Regions from separate parts of the Homo sapiens genome. Here region 2 is linked to region 1. Evidence: chromatin loops called from intact Hi-C (ENCODE). Cell type or tissue: mammary epithelial cell. All regions are shown on one strand. Links, peaks and the distances in the headings refer to the core of each region. The heading gives the core; the rest is flanking DNA.

Region 1 (5,324 bases), core at 1,504-4,003:
AAGAAACTATCATCAGAGTGAACAGGCAGCCTACAGGATGGGAGAAAATTTTTGCAATCTATCCATCTGACAAAGGGCTAATATCTAGAATCTACAAAGAACTTAAGCAAATTTACAAGAAAAAAAAACCCATCAAAAAGTGGGTGAAAGATATGAACAGACACTTCTCAAAAGAAGACATTTATGGCTGGGCGTGGTGGCTCACACCTGTAATCCCAGCACTTTTGGAGGCTGAGACAGGTGGATCACAGGGTCAGGAGTTCGAGTCCAGCCTGGCCAACATAGTGAAACCCTGTCCCTACTAGAAATACAAAAAAAAAAAATCCGGGCATGGTGGCAGGCACCTGTAATCCCAGCTACTTGGGAGGCTGAGGCAAGGAGAATCACTTGAACCTGGGAGGTGGAGTTTGCAGTGAGCCAAGATCATGCCACTGAGCTCCAGCCTGGGCGACAGTGCGAGACTCTGTCTCAAAAAAAAAAAAAAAAAAAAAAGACATTTATGCAGCCAACAAAAATATGAAAAAAAAATCTCATCATCACTGGTCATTAGAGAAATGCAAATCAAAACCACAATGAGTTACCATCTCATGCCAGTTAGAATGGCGATCACTAAAAAGTCAGGAAACAACAGATGCTAGAGAGGATGTGGAGAAATAGGAATGCTTTTACACTGTTGGTGGGAGTGTAAATTAGTTCAACCATTGTGGAAGACAGTGTGGCGATTCCTCAAGGATCTAGAACCAGAAATACCATTTGATCCAGCAATCCCATTACTGGTATATACCCAAAGGATTATAAATCATTCTACTATAAAGACATATGAACATGTATGTTTATTGCAGCACTGTTCACAATAGCAAAGACTTGGAACCAACCCATATGTCCACCAATGATAGACTGGATAAAGAAAATGCGGTACATATACACCATGGAATACTGTGCAGCCACAAAAAGGATGAGTTCATGTCCTTTTCAGGGAAATGGATGAAGCTGGAAACCGTCATTCTCAGCAAAGTAACACAGGAACAGAAAACCAAACACTGCATGTTCTCACTCATAAGTAGGAGTTGAACAACGAGAACACATGGACACAGGGAGGGGAACAGCACACACTGGAACCTGTCGGGGTGGGGGGCGAGGGGAGGGATAGCATTAGGAGAAATACCTAATGTAGATGATGGGTTGATGGGTGCAGCAAACCACCATGGCACGTGTATACCTATGTAACAAACCTGCATGTTCTGCACGTGTATCCCAGAACTTAACGTATAATTTTAAAAAAACTTTAAAAAAGCAAATAATCATTGTAATAAAGTTATTCTCCTGCATACAAATATAAAAATAAAACCATGGAGATATATAAGTTGATATAAAATATGCTATAAAATATGCTTGTGGAGAGCTATACTTAAAATAACTGGATGCATAAGAATTTGAGTTTGGCACTTGTAGCCTCTCAGCACTCTGTGAAGAAGTAAGCAACATAGGGGCCATTATACAGAGGTCATATTTGGGGCCATTATACAAAGGTCATATTATACAGAGGTCAACATAGGGGCCATTATACAGAGGTCATATTATACAGAGGTCATATTTGGCTCATTTGTATAATAGTGCATCAAAATAATACTGTGCCCTTTTTCTTCTTCACTCATAACCTCACTTTTCCAAAGTGATTACTTTCAGGCCAGGTGCAGTGGCTCATGTCTGTGAGCAGTGGCTCACCAGCACTTTGGGAGCCCAAGGTGGGAGGATTGCTGGAGGTCAGGAGTTCAAGACCAGCCTGGGCAACATAGCAAGACACCCATCTCTACAAAAAAAAAATTGTTTTTAAACATGAAAACTTTTGATGGCTAAGAGGAAGGACTTTTGATTCAATAAGCCTAAGTTCAGTTACAGTATTTTCTATTCCAGCATTTTCTAGCTGTGAGATTCTGGGCAGGGTATGTAAACAGCTATTGATTTCCTTATTGGGAAAGTGCAAATAATAGTAGTGACCTTACAGATTTGATATAAGAAATAAGTAAAAGAATGCATGCAAAATATTGGTCCAGTGTCAAAAATATAGTAAGCACTCAATTAAACCTAACCGTTAGTATTATTTCTGCAAATAAGTTCAGTCATATGAAGTTGCCATTTTTGCTTGTCAATAATGGTCAAATATCAGCACTTTCTTCTAGTTCAACCTAATGCACACCATGAAAATCTTTCTAATCTTGAGACCTGGTGGTTTACTTTCCAAAGCTTTGATTTAATGAGCTGGAAGCCTGCACCTGCTTTCCTAACCCTTAGCAACATTTAGAATTCTCTGAACCTAAAAGCATTTGTCATCTTGTACTATTTCTTTCATTATTGGGAGCAAGGCTCTTCTGTGTCAAATTCCCCCTGTGAGAATCTGGGTTTTTGCTGTTCTTACCAAGAGATGGGCAAACTACAGCTATTGGCCACATTGGTTGCCACCCACTTTTGTAAATAAAGCAATGTTGGAACAACAGCTATGCTTGTGGGAAAACACTGTTTCTCTACACTCACACAACCCTTCTGACCCCAAATATGTGGATTTTTTCCCACACCAAATAATTCTGCAATTCTCTGGACACCAGCTAGATGTCCTACAATTCAACTCAATTCTGACACTACCTGGAGTTAGTGTCAAATCCCACAAGTTAAGGGCTCAGTCCCATAAGACTATGCCCACCTCAAATGCCAGTCACAAGTCCAGCCATCCACACTTCTGGACGACCAGCTATAAATTGAGGATTCCCACGGCCCACTCCTCAGGTTTGATAATTTGCAAGGGTGGCTCAAAGAACTCAAAAAAAAGCACTTCACTTAATGTTTACCAGTTTAGTATAAAGGATACAAATCAGGAAGAGCCAGATGGAAGAGATGCACAGGGCAAGTTATGGGGTAAGGGGGCACATGGAGCTTCTGTGCCCTCTCTGGGTACACCAACCTCCCAGTACCCTGATGTGTTCACCAATCCTGACATTCATCAAATCTCTTTTTTCAAGAGTTTTTATAGAGCTTAATCTCCAGCTCCCTCCTCACCTTCCCAGAAGTCTGTGGCTGGGGTAAAATTTCCAATCAGTTGGTTTTTCTGGTGACCAACCAGCCCCATCTTGAGGATATCTAGGGACCCCACCCTAAGTCACCTCATTAGAGTAAACTCAGGTCTGATTAAAAGGGGCTCTTTATGACTCACAAAAGACACTCCTATTACTCAGGAAATTCCAAGGATTTTATGAGCTCTGTGGCAGGAACTGGAGACAGAGACCAAATCTATTTCTTATTATACCACAGTGCTTGTTTATTCATGTATTGGCTATGGCTGTTTCTGCCCTACAGCAGCAGAGCTGAGTAGTTGCAACAAAGAGAGCATGGTTCACAAAGCTGAAAATGGTTATTTTCTGGCCCTTTACAAAGTTTGCCTACCCCTGGTTTAGACTACAGGTTTGCAAATTAGAGTACACACTTCTCAAGATCATAGTTCAGGGGGAAAATTCAAACTTCTATTTAAGATTATTGTTCTCTAAAAAAAAAAGGGAAGGGAAACAGGATTTTCTAGTACGTCACATAAGGGCTTACACTGGCCCCCTCATTCCTTCCATCTGTCCTGTCCATGAGACATCTGGAGAGAGTACTGGAATCCCACAATGAGGAGGAATGGTCAGTGGTGCCTCTAGTTTCATTTTTTTGCTATCAGTGTATGGTGACAGATGGCCTCTGCAAATGTCTGTCTACAGATTGTATTATCTAGTGGTAACTGACTTAAATCTCTGAAATGTATAAGTGGCTTTGAAAGATACCAGTAAACAATAATATTAATAAGATAATACTAATAATGCAAGCATCAGAGAGAAAATAAGATTTACATCAGTCACATGAGTAATGAAAATCAATCAAAGCTGATGAAAAATCAGCTAAGAAAAATTTAAAATCATCAAGATTACCTGAAATAAGGGTTTTCATACAGTATGATTAAGAATGGAACTTGTTAAGCATCTATCATGTTTAAGATATTAGTGAATTAAAATATGAAGCATCCTAATTAGCAAGACATTTAGTATCTATTTTTCTTCACCTTTTTCATATTAATTTGCAAATTTGCTTTTATTTGTAATGTACATACTATATTAAACTATACTATAAGCATATAATTTAAAAATAAATACATAACCGAACATATAACAGTAGGTGGGTACTCAAATTTCCCTTTATTTTCTACTTAGATCAGTGCACAATGAGTCGAAATTGGGCACCGTTAGTCTAGGCTTCCATATAGTGGCGCTTCTTTTGTATTCCACAGGGAAGGGATAGAAGCAGAAAAGTTTCTGTGGGATGGAGTTCCTGATGGCATTATTGAGAGTTGTTTTGGCAAAAGTGGTGCTGGGAAATGAGTAAATGATGAAAGAAGTTCAGACACAAAGTTTAGTTTAAAGGAAACGGAAAAGGGGGCAGTTTCTAGGAGTGAACGTGAGATAGAAATGGAATTAAAGGAATTTTTTATTTTTTTCCATACGAAAGAGACTTGATCATGATTAAAAGCTAATAGAGCTGGGCGCGGTGGCTCATGCCTGTAATCTCAACACTTTGGGAAGCTGAGGCAGGCAGATCACTGGAGGGGAGGAGTCGGAGACCAGCCTGGGCAACATGGCGAAACATCCCCCCCGCCCCCGACCGGCCGTCTCTACTAAAAATACAAAAATTAGCTGGGGGAGTGGCGCATGCCTGTAGTCCCCATTACTTGGGAGGCTGATGCAGGAGGATTTCTTGAGCCTGGGAGGCAGAGGTTGTATTGAGTTGAAAGCCCGCCACTGCACTCCAGCCTGGGTGACAGGAATGAAACCTTGTCTCACAAAAAAAAAAAAAAAAAAAAACGGTAATAGAGCCATTGCTTAAAAATTAGCTGTGTTTTGGCTGGGCGTGGTGACTTACGCCTGTAATCCCAGCACTTTGGGAGGCTGAGGTGGGCAGATCACCTGAGGTCGGGAGTTCAAGACCAGCCTGGCCATCATGGAGAAACCCTATCTCTACTAAAAAAATACAAAATTAGCCAGGCATGGTGGTGCATGGCTGTAATCCCAGCTACTAGGGAGGCTGAGGCAGGAGAATCGCTTGAAGCTGGGAGACGGAGGTTGCAGAGAGCCGAGATCATACCATTGCACTCCAGCCTGGGCAAAAAGAGTGAAACTCCGTCTCAAAAAAAAAAAAAAAAAATTAGCTGTGTTCTAATATTAACACCATCTTATTCACATATTATAACACTGGACCTCTTAAATTGTTAGACAAACTTCCTGTGGTCCCTGTGTGTGGAGGAAGAA
Region 2 (2,500 bases), core at 1-2,500, 250 kb after region 1:
CAATAACTGAGGTTTTCTATTTTTGAAACACCGTCCATTTTTTTGGCCAAGTATTAAGCTCGTGAGCAGCCACATAGTGTGAAAATTAGATTCACCCTGTTAAGAATCTTAAAAGAAAGTGCATACTTATTTGCAAGGAAAACAAATGGAATAGACAAAAATTTTAGAATATAAAGACTTTTTTTCATTTATGTATGTGTTTACAATTCAAAATAATAAAGCTAGTTAAAAGTCAATACATATTAGATATATTCAAATATTTTACCAAATAAATTTCGATCTTATCAGTTAACACCCATAGCAAAAGACTAAGGAGTATTTGTATAACATTAGGGTATTTGAACTCATATTCTATTCATTTGGGTTTAGCAAGGAAAGCAAAATCCCTGTAAATCTATAGTAATTACCAAACATCCGTTTTTAAGTCTTAAAATTCTAATTAATGGAATATTCTCTTCATAAATCTCTTAAAACAAATTAATACCTGCACTGTGGTGCTTTGTACTATTTAGCTATCATTATACAACATCACCTTCATTGCCTTGATCACACATGTTATTTTTACAAGCCTCATGCATTTAAAAATGCCAGTAGGGCCTCTTATTCATGACAGACTTCACCCCCAGTAGTGGGGAAAATGTATGGGCAGGGGAGAACAAACAGAACTCAGTTGTGGTATGAGCAGAAATCTTGGAACTGATGTTGCCACAGCCTGTAAATGGCTGGGGTGGCGGCATAGGGAGTTGAGTTGGGCTATACAACTCCTAGTTACCACCAAAACCCATTCTTTATTTCTTCTCATAATGGTGGATCTTTCTTTAGTTCAAGGTTGCTTACCTGCAGGAATATTGATACTTGGGGCTAGATAATTATTTGTTCTTGGGAACTGAGCTTTGCATTTCAGGATGTTTAGCAGCCTACATGGCCTTTACCCACTAGATGCCAGTAGCACCCCGCCCCTGAACTGTGACACCAAAAATGTCTCAAGACATTGCCAAGTGTCTCCTGGATGAGTAAATCAACCCTACTTGAGAACCCCTGTTTTGGCTGGTCATAAATGTGTACGTGGAAAGTCTGAATATTCTAGCCTCCCCTACACCTATGTGGGGCTATGCAATATATCTAGTATCAGGAAATAGAATCAGTTCAAGCTTCAAACCAGGAAATAGAATCAGTTCAAGCTTCAAACCAGAACCTAATAACTTCTTGCCATCTCCAACACTACATGCTGGTCTGAGCCACCCCTTGGTGGCTCATCAGGATAATTCCCACCAGAATTATTGCAGTAGTCATCTACATGGTCTGCTGGCTTCTAGACCTGTCCTCCCAACAATAGTGTCTATTTTCAACATAGCAAATAAATGGATTCTGTTAAATTTCCAGTCAAATCAGGTCATCTTCAGCTCAAAACTCTCCAGTGGTTCTCCTCATAAGTCCTTGTAACATCCCCTTTACCTCTCAGACCTTAACTCCTGCTGTTCTCCCTCTAGCCCAGGAGTCAGCAAACATTTTCTGTAAAGGGCTAGATAGTCAACATTTTAGGCTTTGTGGGCCATGCAAACTCTGAAGTCTTTGTCTTTTCAATGTATATTTTGAATAGAATTTTCTATAGTGAAATATATTTTTCACTCTTCTTTGGATCATACCTCACCTACAGCACCACATTTTAAATGGACTAGAAGTAATTGTTTAAAAATAGTTGTTTGGCTTTCTGTTCAAAATCTATCAAGCAGAAATGTTTTTATTTAATGTCATCTGTAGCCTTAGAGAGTAGTTTAGAAATGGATAATATGGCTGTGATATTTCAATTCCTCATAAGAGAAGCAATGCCTTGCATATGGAAATTCTTTCACAGCAGTTTCTGTCAATTCTGCTCTAGCTAGAGTGCTCAAAAGACACACAAAATTCTAAGAAGCATGAAGGTGAACATCTTCCATCTGGAGTATGAGCTGTTTGATTATTAATATCATTTGCCATCTGTTCAGGGTGCAAGGTGAATGTTGAGACTGGAGGGGTCAGGTGATTAGGGGATGAACCCACTACTAAACTCAAAACAATAATAACAGCATCAGTGACAAATCACATCAAGCATTTGCTTGTTTACTAACTTGGATGATTCTGACTGCCAAATTCTCTAGATCTTTATCGTGCTTCAACTTCTCTCTCTATATATATCCACACACTTGGTGCCAAAGTGGTTATTGTATGGGATTATCTGTTGTTTATCTGGCACCACCACTCCTTAGGCATCTGCCTAAGGCTGGGAAGAACTATATTTCCCAGAATTCTCTTCTGGATTGGTTGCAGGTTAGGATTTTTCAGTAAGAGAAACTTGGAAGATCTGGAAAGCAGAAAGGAAGCAGAGGCTATTACTTTTGGGAATCATTGGGGTCAGAAGAGGCTGCTTTGTTAGACACGGTGGCTAGACCTTTCTGTGGACTCCCACTTTATGATCTTACTTTGGTGCCTAGACCTGGTGACTTCTCAGATTTTTCTGTGA

What was found. Peaks named below come from ENCODE experiments on the same cell type or tissue, not always from the same donor. Only the 100,000 strongest peaks of a DNase experiment are listed, where the experiment ranks them.
Region 2: it touches region 1 in a loop (10-fold over the local background); 3 of 110 quality-filtered maps call a loop at or near these places.

The regions. Positions count from the first base shown.
Region 1 is chrX:14,961,950-14,967,273 of GRCh38, reverse strand. No RefSeq gene overlaps it. Among named protein-coding and RNA genes, the nearest start is that of MOSPD2, 91 kb to the right of the region's middle. In mammary epithelial cell, for the core only: a CTCF peak has its summit at 2,609; DNase peaks (open chromatin) are centred at 2,573 and 3,233; H3K27ac peaks cover 1,504 bases.
Region 2 is chrX:14,712,759-14,715,258 of GRCh38, reverse strand. The region is part of intron 8 of GLRA2 (glycine receptor alpha 2); the gene reads right to left. It also overlaps a transcript of FANCB not described here. Among named protein-coding and RNA genes, the nearest start is that of FANCB, 160 kb to the left of the region's middle. In mammary epithelial cell, for the core only: a CTCF peak has its summit at 947 (motif pointing right); no DNase peak of the experiment used is centred there.